Linked DNA regions of Homo sapiens: region 2 is linked to region 1. A link is a loop called in an ENCODE intact Hi-C map of the cell type or tissue named here. Cell type or tissue: dorsolateral prefrontal cortex. All regions are shown on one strand.

The links. Hi-C counts contacts between places; a loop is a spot of excess contacts. Peaks named below come from ENCODE experiments on the same cell type or tissue, not always from the same donor. Only the 100,000 strongest peaks of a DNase experiment are listed, where the experiment ranks them.
Region 2: it touches region 1 in a loop (2.8-fold over the local background); 12 of 110 quality-filtered maps call a loop at or near these places.

Annotation. Positions count from the first base shown.
Region 1 is chr15:44,500,064-44,505,063 of GRCh38, forward strand. The region is part of intron 8 of CTDSPL2 (CTD small phosphatase like 2); the gene reads left to right. Among named protein-coding and RNA genes, the nearest start is that of EIF3J-DT, 34 kb to the right of the region's middle. In dorsolateral prefrontal cortex, a CTCF peak has its summit at 1,915 (motif pointing left); no DNase peak of the experiment used is centred here.
Region 2 is chr15:43,869,515-43,874,514 of GRCh38, forward strand. It overlaps FRMD5 (FERM domain containing 5), which reads right to left. Exons shown (of 14, transcript NM_032892.5): 14 at 1,250-4,948. The coding sequence ends at 4,371. Among named protein-coding and RNA genes, the nearest start is that of WDR76, 45 kb to the left of the region's middle. In dorsolateral prefrontal cortex, CTCF peaks have their summits at 3,119 (motif pointing right) and 3,328; a DNase peak (open chromatin) is centred at 3,077; H3K27ac peaks cover 2,530 bases.

The sequences.
Region 1 (5,000 bases):
TTTGCCAGCAGGTGGAGGCAGGAGCACTGACATCATAGATCCTCAAGAGGAACTTGCCAGGTTAACTCCTGGTGTTTTTGTTTTTGTTTTCCAAAAATCCAATTAATACAAAGAAAACTCATTCCTTGTTGATCATTTTATTTCCTATAGTAGTAATGTGGTCTGTGAAAATTACACTTTAGTACATCTCTTTTATAATTAATCTTAGAATTCCAGGACACTCTTCTAGTTATTGTTTTACTTAGGGCATTTTAGTTTGAGCATTTCTCTCTCATCTGTGCTGATGGACAGGTAACAGTGCAAAATACAAATATCATTAACATTTCACTGTGGATTATGTGTGCTGGCCATAGTTTTTACTTTAAGGTTTTTCCATTATTATAAGATTGAGTTAATAATATAAGTGAATACACTTTGAAAATTGCAAAGTACGTTTCTGTTTTGGAGGTTGTTATTTAACTAGCATTATTTGCATTATATAATAGTTGAAAGATTGGGAATCGAAAAGTTTGTTGTCTGTCAAGAGGGAGCCAGCCTAAAGATTAACTTAGTAAAGTCACAGAGTGCTTGCCATGTGGATGATGAAAATGTGTTTGGTTGTTTATGTGCTCTTAAAGGCAGTTAGAATGTGGTTATAGTTTTCTTGGCAGATAATAGTTGATGTCTCACAGAAACCGTGAAATTTAAGAGTTAAATAGAAGTTTGTGGTTCATGGCTACTTTAACCTACTTTGTCTAGTAATGAGTTGTAAGAGGATTTATTTTAGTTGTCAGTTCTAGTTTTAACCTAGGGTAGGTATTGTAGCTATGGCAATAAATATTTGAATACTGAATTCACTTTTTATGTAAGCTGATTTTAGTCCTGATGTATAATCGGGGGTAAGCAAAATGTACATAAAATTAAAAGATTTAAAGATTTTTCTGTTCCCTTTCAAAACTGATGATTATTTGGTTTAAGGCAAGTATTTTTCTTAAGACCTTTTTTATCAAATTTGTTGTTCTTGTTTAGTGGACTTTAAGGACAGGAGTCCTTGTGGCAGATGTAAATAGTATAGTGATATCTTAGTTTTCTCTTTTAAGCTCGATAACCTTGTTGGGGTTTTTCTTTGTTTTTTGCTTTTGGGTGTTTTTCGTGATTGCATTTGAAAAAAATGGCTTTAAGGCTTTGAATTTGGAAAGGAAAGCTATTAATTGAAAAATATAGATAAACAATGATTTTGAGATGACTTCTTAAGCTTCTAGGTTTGAAATTGAAATTTATTTCTTACAGATGGTTTTTGTTCTGTTTATGTAATTCTTAGTAGTGAATAAGAAACTTAAGTAGGTAAATTTGATTCTTCCCTTTCATGAGCGTTTCTCTTCAGTATGATCATAAAATTGAATTTTTTTCTTACTGCTTCTACCATTTCTGCTTTAACTCTCTTTTTAAAGTTCTTATTATTTCATGTGGATCTGGATAGTTGTCTTATTTTGAATAAAAAGCTTCTAGCAGCATATATGACTAATTAAAATACTGTATGTATGTACTGCATCTACCTCTGTGGAATTCAGACAACTCTTTTTCTTATGTATTCTGAGTTACACTTTCTGAAACTGAAAAATAAATGATCTAGCCTAAATGAGAGCACAGAGCAGGTAGTTTGAACCTTATAAGCTATAGAGATGATTGCACTTTAATACGATTTAGTTACCATATCACAGACAGAGTTTAGTTACTTTTTAGTAAATTTTTGAGGATATCCGTAGTTAATATTGGGTACATTCCCTTGGATTTCTTATTTTGGCATAGCCATTCTGTCTTTTAAAAAATAAATGAAGAAATCTTTGGGTTAGGGTTCCCCCAGTTTTCAGACCAGCAAGCTCCCTTTAAACAGGGAATGATGTCTTTTAAACTTTCAGTGGTGTTGTCTCCATCTACTGGCAAAGAAGAAATATACACAAGGGTCTGAGATGATCTAAGAGATATTGGAGAAACCACATTATTAGGTAAGATGTAACTTAAATCTTTAACCACTGTACTATGATGTGGCCCACTTAAAGGTAGAAATCTGTAAAGTACTGCATATACTCTTATTTTTTAAAAAATTTATTGAGGTGAAATTTACATGACAAAATTAACCATTTTTAAATGAACAGTTCCATAGCGTGTATCTGTATTATTCTTGAATGTTAGTTTTATAGCATTTACATATATATGTATATATATTTTATATGTAAAGATCAAATTTTTCATCTGAAAGCCAGATGGAGTGTCCTCTTGGGACTTATTTTACGTTTTTTTTCTTTCTGTGGTATATTTGTTATGGTTGACCTATAACTAATTTTAACTCTACATGTTATTTCTGTTTCATTTCAAAATAATTTAATTGTATTATATATGTTTTAATAATTGTCTATATCAGGGGTTGGCAACCTTTTTCTATAAAGGGCCAGTTGTAAATATTTTAGGTTTTGTGGTCCCTGTCATGACTGCTTTTTGTGCTATTGCAGCATGAAAGTAGCCATGGACAATACATAAATGAAAAAGCATGACTGTGTCCCAGTACAACGTTATATACAAAAATCAGTGGCAGGCTGCATTTGGCCACCATAGTTTGCTGATTCCTGGTCTAATAATTATGAGAGTATATACAGTAAATTTACATATTCAAATTGTAAGTAGAAGTAAGTAATCAAATGTTCATCAAAATTCTTGTAAATGTATGTAGAAAATTTAAATTAGATCCACAGTAATCTGGTTGTGGGCCTTTAAAGTTTTTTTAAAATCAAAGTTTGAGGGAACTTTGAGGTGGCCACTACTCACATTTAAAGATTGCCTGACTTAATGATACGTACTCTTCTTTTGGTTGATATGTAGGAATAAACTTGGTTAATGCAAGTCTTAGAATTTGTAAGCAGGTAGATTATTGTAAATTAGTACCTTGAGGTGTAATTTGAATTTCATTTCTCTAGGGGATTAAAAAAAAACCTGAAAGATCTATCTCAAATTAAAATTTGATGTATGTTACTACTGACACTATGTGGACTAGACAGAGTATAGTTTGTATATGGATAAAAAGTCATTTGAAAGAACCGACTTGTTAAACGTGAGGAAATGGCACTCATATAGGCAAAATTACAGGCTTTTTGTTTGAATGGGTCTATTTTTCTTAAATTGGTTTTTTTTTTACATTGTTTTATAATCAGTTATTAAGAAAACATGTATTCATAAAATGGTACAAATGCATTTGATATCTGGAAAAACAAGTGCATGATCACTTTTATTGCACATGTTTAATCTTTATATTTAGCCTATATTGGCACTTTGTCAGGAAATCCATCTCGTGGTGTTACTCAGTTAAGAGGTCTCCACTGTATTTAGTTTCTGTTCCTGCAGATCCACCAATTCAAGACTCTAGGTCATCTCACTCCCTCTTCCATCCCGAAGATGACTTCTATCCACAAGCAGGAGTGAATCAAAAGACATTTTTCACTTAGCTCTTGAGCTGAACCACCTCCTCAATGACCTTCCTCTGTCTCCATCAAGAACTGGAGCTCAGTTTTTTGAAGATGTAATAGAACTACTCAGCCCAAATGTGGCTGATTGAAGACAAAAAGAAGATACCTCATATGTTTCACCACAGTGCAGCCAAACGTAACTGTGTTGTCCAACTCCTCATTCTGTAAAGCTTGGCAGGGGCATCTGATTTTTGACTCTGTTCACCAATAAGACTTTAGCCAGTCAGTGGCTTTCTGAAGATCAGTAAAATCAACAAACTTTGGGTCAGCTGTCCAGAAATCAGATTGTGGTAAGCACTCAAGGACAGATAGGATCCCTGTAGGGAGCTACTTGTAAAAGATGCTTTGTTTTATTAGTAGAGGTTGCTTTTATGGGAAAAGTTGGGGGAAGAGGTGGATGGGGAAGGCCACGGTTAGCAAAGCTTACCCGCGTCCCCATTCTTTCAGTTTTCTTGGGAATCTTACAGCTTAGGATAATTTTCATATCACAGAACAAGAGAAGTAGAACCAGGTGCAGTGGCTCACGCCTGTAATCCCAGCACTTTGGGAGGCGGAGATGGGCAGATCACCTGAGGCCAGGAGTTCAGGACCACCCTGGCCAACATGGCAAAACCCTATCTCCACAAAAAAATAAAAAAAATTAGCCGGGCGTGGTGGCAGGTGCCTGTAATCCCAGCTACTCAGGAGGCTGAGGCAGGAAAATCACTTGAACCCAGGAGGCGGAGGTTGCAGTGAGCCAAGATTGCGCCACTGCACTCCAGCCTGGGCGACAAAGCGAGTCTCCATCTCAAAAAAGAAAAGAAAGAACAAGAGAAGTAGAGGGTCAGTTGCTTCTGTCTCCTCTTTACAGTCTTTTCTAGAAAAGTCAGCTTTATTTTTGCTTCATGAAGGAAAGAAACCAATCATTTAAATTTATAATTTTGTAGTAAATACCTAATTTTTTTCTCAAGTTCTGGCTTAAATTGATACTAACCAACATGCACATTGTTCTTGAGATTCATCTACAAAAGTAGCCTAAAAAAAACTTTTGAGGCCGGGGCAGTGGCTTGCTTGTAATCCCTGCACTGGGAGGCTGAGGTGAGAGGAATGCTTGAGCCTGGGAGTTTGAGACCGGCCTGGGCAAGATAGTGTGAGATCCTGTCCCTTCCAAAAAAAAAAAATTAGCCGGGCATGGTGGGGAGCACCTATAGTCCCAGCTACTCGATAGGCTGAGGCAGGAGGATTGCTTGAGCCAGGAGGCTGAGAAATCAGACAACCATTTCAGGGTCATAGTTGCATAGTATAGAGGATAAAACTAATATTTTAGCTTGTAGGGAACAATAATTCAATAATTAATTGTAGATGAATATTAAAAATACTACTTTAGAATAATTTTAAAGTCACTTTCCCATCCTTATTAGTATGTTTAGTTATTGGTACTAATTTTTTCATCATAATTATTCATTATTAATTGGCTAAAAAAAGGAAAAGATACAAATGAAACCAATAGTTCTCTATTTCTCA
Region 2 (5,000 bases), 630 kb before region 1:
TCAGGTGCAGAGGAGCTAGATTGTGCTAGAGGAACCCAAAGCAGAGGGAGTAGGGACTAGAGTCCTACAGGGGTGTGTGCACAGGTAGTTCTTGATAAGCTGTCAGCAGAAGGGAGGCTGCTGTGAATCGGCAGGGCCACGGGAAGCCACCCAGGTCCAGTGTTTCTTGTGCTTTTTACTCTTTGGATCACTTCAAGCAAAATCTTATGTCATAAAAACAAAAAATTCCGCTGGGGATAGGGTGCTAGATAGCATTTTTTAGGTAGTGGGTACCTCTGAAATTTGGAGGTAACATAGCCTGATTGGTGTTTAGGAGGATGATCTGGCAACAGAAATGGGAGAGTGGAGGGCAGGCAGAATTGAAAAGACAAAGATTAGGTAAGAAGCTAGCACAGTGGACCAAGCCCCCATTATCACCTCTTATCCTCATGGAATTTAGAAGACCATTTCCAATTCCGTAGCCACAGAGTGATGGTTACATAATCAGATGAGATAATGCTATAGGGATATATTTTGTAAATATGTGGTGGTGGTATCATTGTAGTTCCTTCTTAGAAAGTATTTTCTGTGCTCCCACTTACTCCAGGCTTGAGTAAGAACAGCAGACCAGAAGGTGGACAATCTGGGTTCTAGTTTGGACTCTACCACTATGTAATCTTGGGAAAATCACTTAGTCTTCTTGGTTTTCCTCATCAGAAAAATACCCAATTCACTTTAAAATTATTACATATATAGCTTCTCAGTTTTTTTTTTTTTTTTTTTTTTTGATGTGGAGTCTTGCTCTGTCACCCAGGCTGGAGTGTAGTGGTGTGATCTCAGCTCACTGCAACCTCCGCCTCCCAGGTTCAAGCGATTCTCCTACCTTAGCCTCCTGAGTAGCTGGAATTATAGGCGCCCGCCACCACACCTGGCTAATTTTTGTATTTTTAGTAGAGACGGGGGTTTCACCACGTTGGTCGGGCTGGTCTTGAACTCCTGACCTCGTGATCCTCCCGACTTGGCCTCCCAAAGGGCTGGGATTACAGGCGTGAGCCACTGTGCCTGGCCGCTTCTCAGTTTCTAACAGTATTTATCTGGGGGTAAGGACAAGGATAATAGGTGGATACAAGCAAAATAATTATGTTATATGATCCAAGTGAATAGTAGTCAGCTGTGTAAATCCCACCAGTATCCTTTTATCTATGTGTTAGTAACTTTAAGGGAGGAAAAGTAAGACAGGCTATTATTAAAGAAAGAGCCCACTCTTCCATGATATTTAAATATTTATTTAAGTTTAAAAATAATCTTCATGGCACCAATGATTTTATGCTAACTACATACTGCATATGTAGAAAAAAGTACATTGCTTTGAAGGAAAATGTAACTTAAGAGTTTTTGGCACACAGAAGGTTAACAACTATATATTTTTAAATGTATCTAAGAAATTCACATTTGCAGGTAGTTTACCCTCTACTGCTTAAAGATGCAGTATGCTATTCTTTAGTAAGAGTTTTATTTCCTGATAGATGAAGCTATGAAAACCATTGCTTTTTCTACAATGAGATAAACTAATTTTGAGAGAAAATGAGAGACATGTTAGAACACAGTATAACCAGGTTAAAAACTTGAACAATTTTTAAAGGTGGAGATATACCAAAAAAGACTAGTCACCAATCAAAGGAGGTTTATTATTCAAGCACTATTTGAAAAGCAAACTGAAGGAAACTTTTCTATCCATATTTTCTGGGATGAGCCCTGGAAAAAAACAACCCTAAAGTTTCTGTTTACAGAGCAAAATTTAGCTGTTAGAAATGGCATAGACTACTGTACTGTTAGAACTCTAGACACAAGGAACATACTAGGATATGGAATACTGCATCTGTCTCTAATGTGAATATGAAAGGTCAGAGTTGAGGCTATCACTCACTGCATAGAAACACCAGATTCTACAAACTGAGGTAGGAGCACTACACTAAAAGGTAATCTTCTATGTTGCATAAGACAGTAGATACCAGGTGGACACCAGCCCCCTGTCTCCTGACAGCCTTTTCATCTCTGGGTCTACTTTTCACGTTAGTCCTGTGCTAAATAAAGCCTTTGCTATGTAGATGACAAGTGGCAGTGGCTAGTTGATTTTAACTGACCCCTAATCTCTACTAGGATCTCCTTCGGTTTGTATTGTCACTCGATAAATAGATGTTTATAATTCTGCCTAAATTGTTGCTGGTATGAAAATGGTCAGAGAAGCCCTCTTCCCTTCTTAGATTCCAGCTGTGTTTTAGCATTCCAGTATTTGATCTTGCCCATTTGGCATCAGACATCTCTTTGCTGGTTAGTTGTTCAAGCACCCTTTAAACAAGCAACCCTAGTGCCTCCACTGGGAAGAGGTCCCAGATCTTTGATACATGTCAGGCATGGAAACAGAGCTGACTGACCCTCTTCTGCTAACATACTGGTAAGGATCAGTTTTATTGTCTAGAGCAGGATTGGCGTATTATGGCCTGTAGGCTAAATTCAGCTCACTGTTTTCATAAAGTTTTATTGGAACACAGCCATGTTCCTTCATTTACAAATTATCTGTGGCTGTTTTTGTGCTGTGATGGCAGAATTGAGCAGTTGTGACACAGTATGGCGTGCTAAACCAAAATATTTACTGTGTAGCACTTGACATAAGTTGATTGACCTCTGGTCCAGATGAAAGGATGTCTTTAAAATTATGCAAATCTCTCCCTAAGAACCCCAATTATTCCACAGTTGTCATATTGTAAACATGGACATGGTTCTACCATCTCGGGGGACAAAATAGGGGAGGTCAAGTCTACAAGTGACTTGTTCTGTTCTGCGTTTGGGGCTGTCCAATTAGGGTATCAGCAGCTGCTCTACTTTTGTGTGGGTCCAGGAATATGTCCATTGACCACCCTTAAATAAGCCCTCAAGCCCCAGATGACTTAGAAATCTCTCCCTGAGATGAAAACAGGATCTTGTGTGTGATTGGTTTTAGAGTTGAAGAGCTTGGGCCTAGGATCCCACACTCGCCCTTCATATGCCTGTGCTGCGTGCTTCGAGGACTTCCCTCTGCAAGGATGGTGATGCTTTCCTAGAACTTATGCAGAGGATGACCCTAGGGGGCAGCATTTCTACATCTAAGTGTTGGTCTCTGCCACGGTCACATTCTGTGTTTTGTAGGCATCTCTTAGAAATCTATTTTAAAAGATTCTTTTCCTGGTCCCTTCTAAGGCTGTTGATCTTGGAATTCTATTTTCTGAAGCTTTTCATTCTCAGGATCAGTTTCTTTCTTGCATCGTTTAGTTCATCAGGCTCTATTTTCTTAATCCATAAAGTAAAAACAAAATATGAATTGTTAAGAAAATAACATTTCGTTGTTAAAATATAAATTGAAATAGTCTTTGGGTCAAGGGGGTGTATATAAAATAAGCACTGCTATCCAAATCTCAACAGTCTCTCAGGTAACTTAACTCTGCTTTCTCTTAACTACACTTTGTCCAACATTTCTGACAGAACTATCTATCTCTGGTACCACTGAATTCGTTTAACGCCCCTGGAGCACTATAAAAGTCTTGAGGTTCTTCGGAAAAAAAAAATCACGTTAAGTCTAGTTTCATTATACAAAACTATGGTGATGCCCACTAGGCTCTAGACTAAGGGGACAGACTTACCCCACCCCTGATGCTGCTGTTGCTGTAGCGGTGGTCCCTTCAGATGCCCACTCTGCTCAGATTTGAAAAAACAAAAGGAAAAGAAAATCCAACTCAGACCATCATAAGAAGCAACTTTCCATTTAATCATTCTACATGGATGTTTACTTTTTTAAAAGTTCTGGCTGGCAAAAAAAACAAACAAAAAACTAAACAGTCCCCATTGTCCAGATCCCTGGCCTGCCCTGCTGAGGCTGCAGTGATGAGTCTACTGGAACCCAGTGGCACCAGCAGGAAAAGCTCCTGCAGAATACAGAGGACAGCAGCTCTCTAGTTTTCAACTAGTGTCCCCTCTGCTAGGTGATACTACTGCAATAATCAGTAATAGTAAAATAAATTATTTTTATTTGATACTTCAAAATAATATACATCTATGAAAAATCAAAATTCAAAACCAAAAATTATCCTGCAAATTGGAAAGATGAGAAACAGAGTCGCTGAGCCTTTCTTGAAATAACTTCTGAAGAAAATGAGTTTTCCCAGTTTGTTTAGACAGGGCATGAGCCTATCCCTTTCTTCTTCTGGGAAACACCCTCCTAGGCTGCAGTGGACTTTGAGTCATGAGAGGAGGACTTGGTATATGTGCCGATGGTTCCGCGATGGGTCCCATTGCTGGGAATGGGTAGCCGGGTTCCTTGGTCCACCTGGCTAGTTTTTGGGAGGAGTCATGCCTTCTCAGGTGTCAATGAGCAGGCTCACCACTGAGCGGATTTTGCAGGCAAACCATCGCCTGAGGGGACAAAAGTATTGATAGTGGAATTGTTCAAACTCGGGGGTCTGGCGGATATCACGGAAAAAGGCAATGTCAAGGTCAGACTCGGTAAGGATGATCAGGAGGAGGAGCAAAACAAAGAGGAGTCCCATGGTCACAAGGAGCAAACGGAGGACACTTAGAACAAACTTATTCACCTGTTCCTCCTCGGGCCCGCTGTGCCCCTGACACAGGGCCCTCAGCTCTCCCCCAAGGGCCTCCACCTCTGTAGCAGTTGGGGTGCTGGCTTCAGATTCCTTCTCCTCCTCAATGCTGCAGGTGGCTCCATTGATCTGCCGGGAAAGCAACATCAGCTCCAGGCTGTGCTCAGCCACAGGGGTGGGCAGCACGCTGTCTGCAGGGCTGTAGGCCTCGTCTGCAATCACAGCTACTCGCTCATTGCTATCTGTCCGGCTGCTTCTCACGTGAGGCAGGAAGGTGTCCCCATGGGAAGTGGAACGCACTGGTGTGGAATGGGCACTGTCCCGTAAGGACTCTAGGCCTAGAAAGGCAAAAGGAACATGAGTAGGCTGTGTCCCAATGCACCCTTTGCT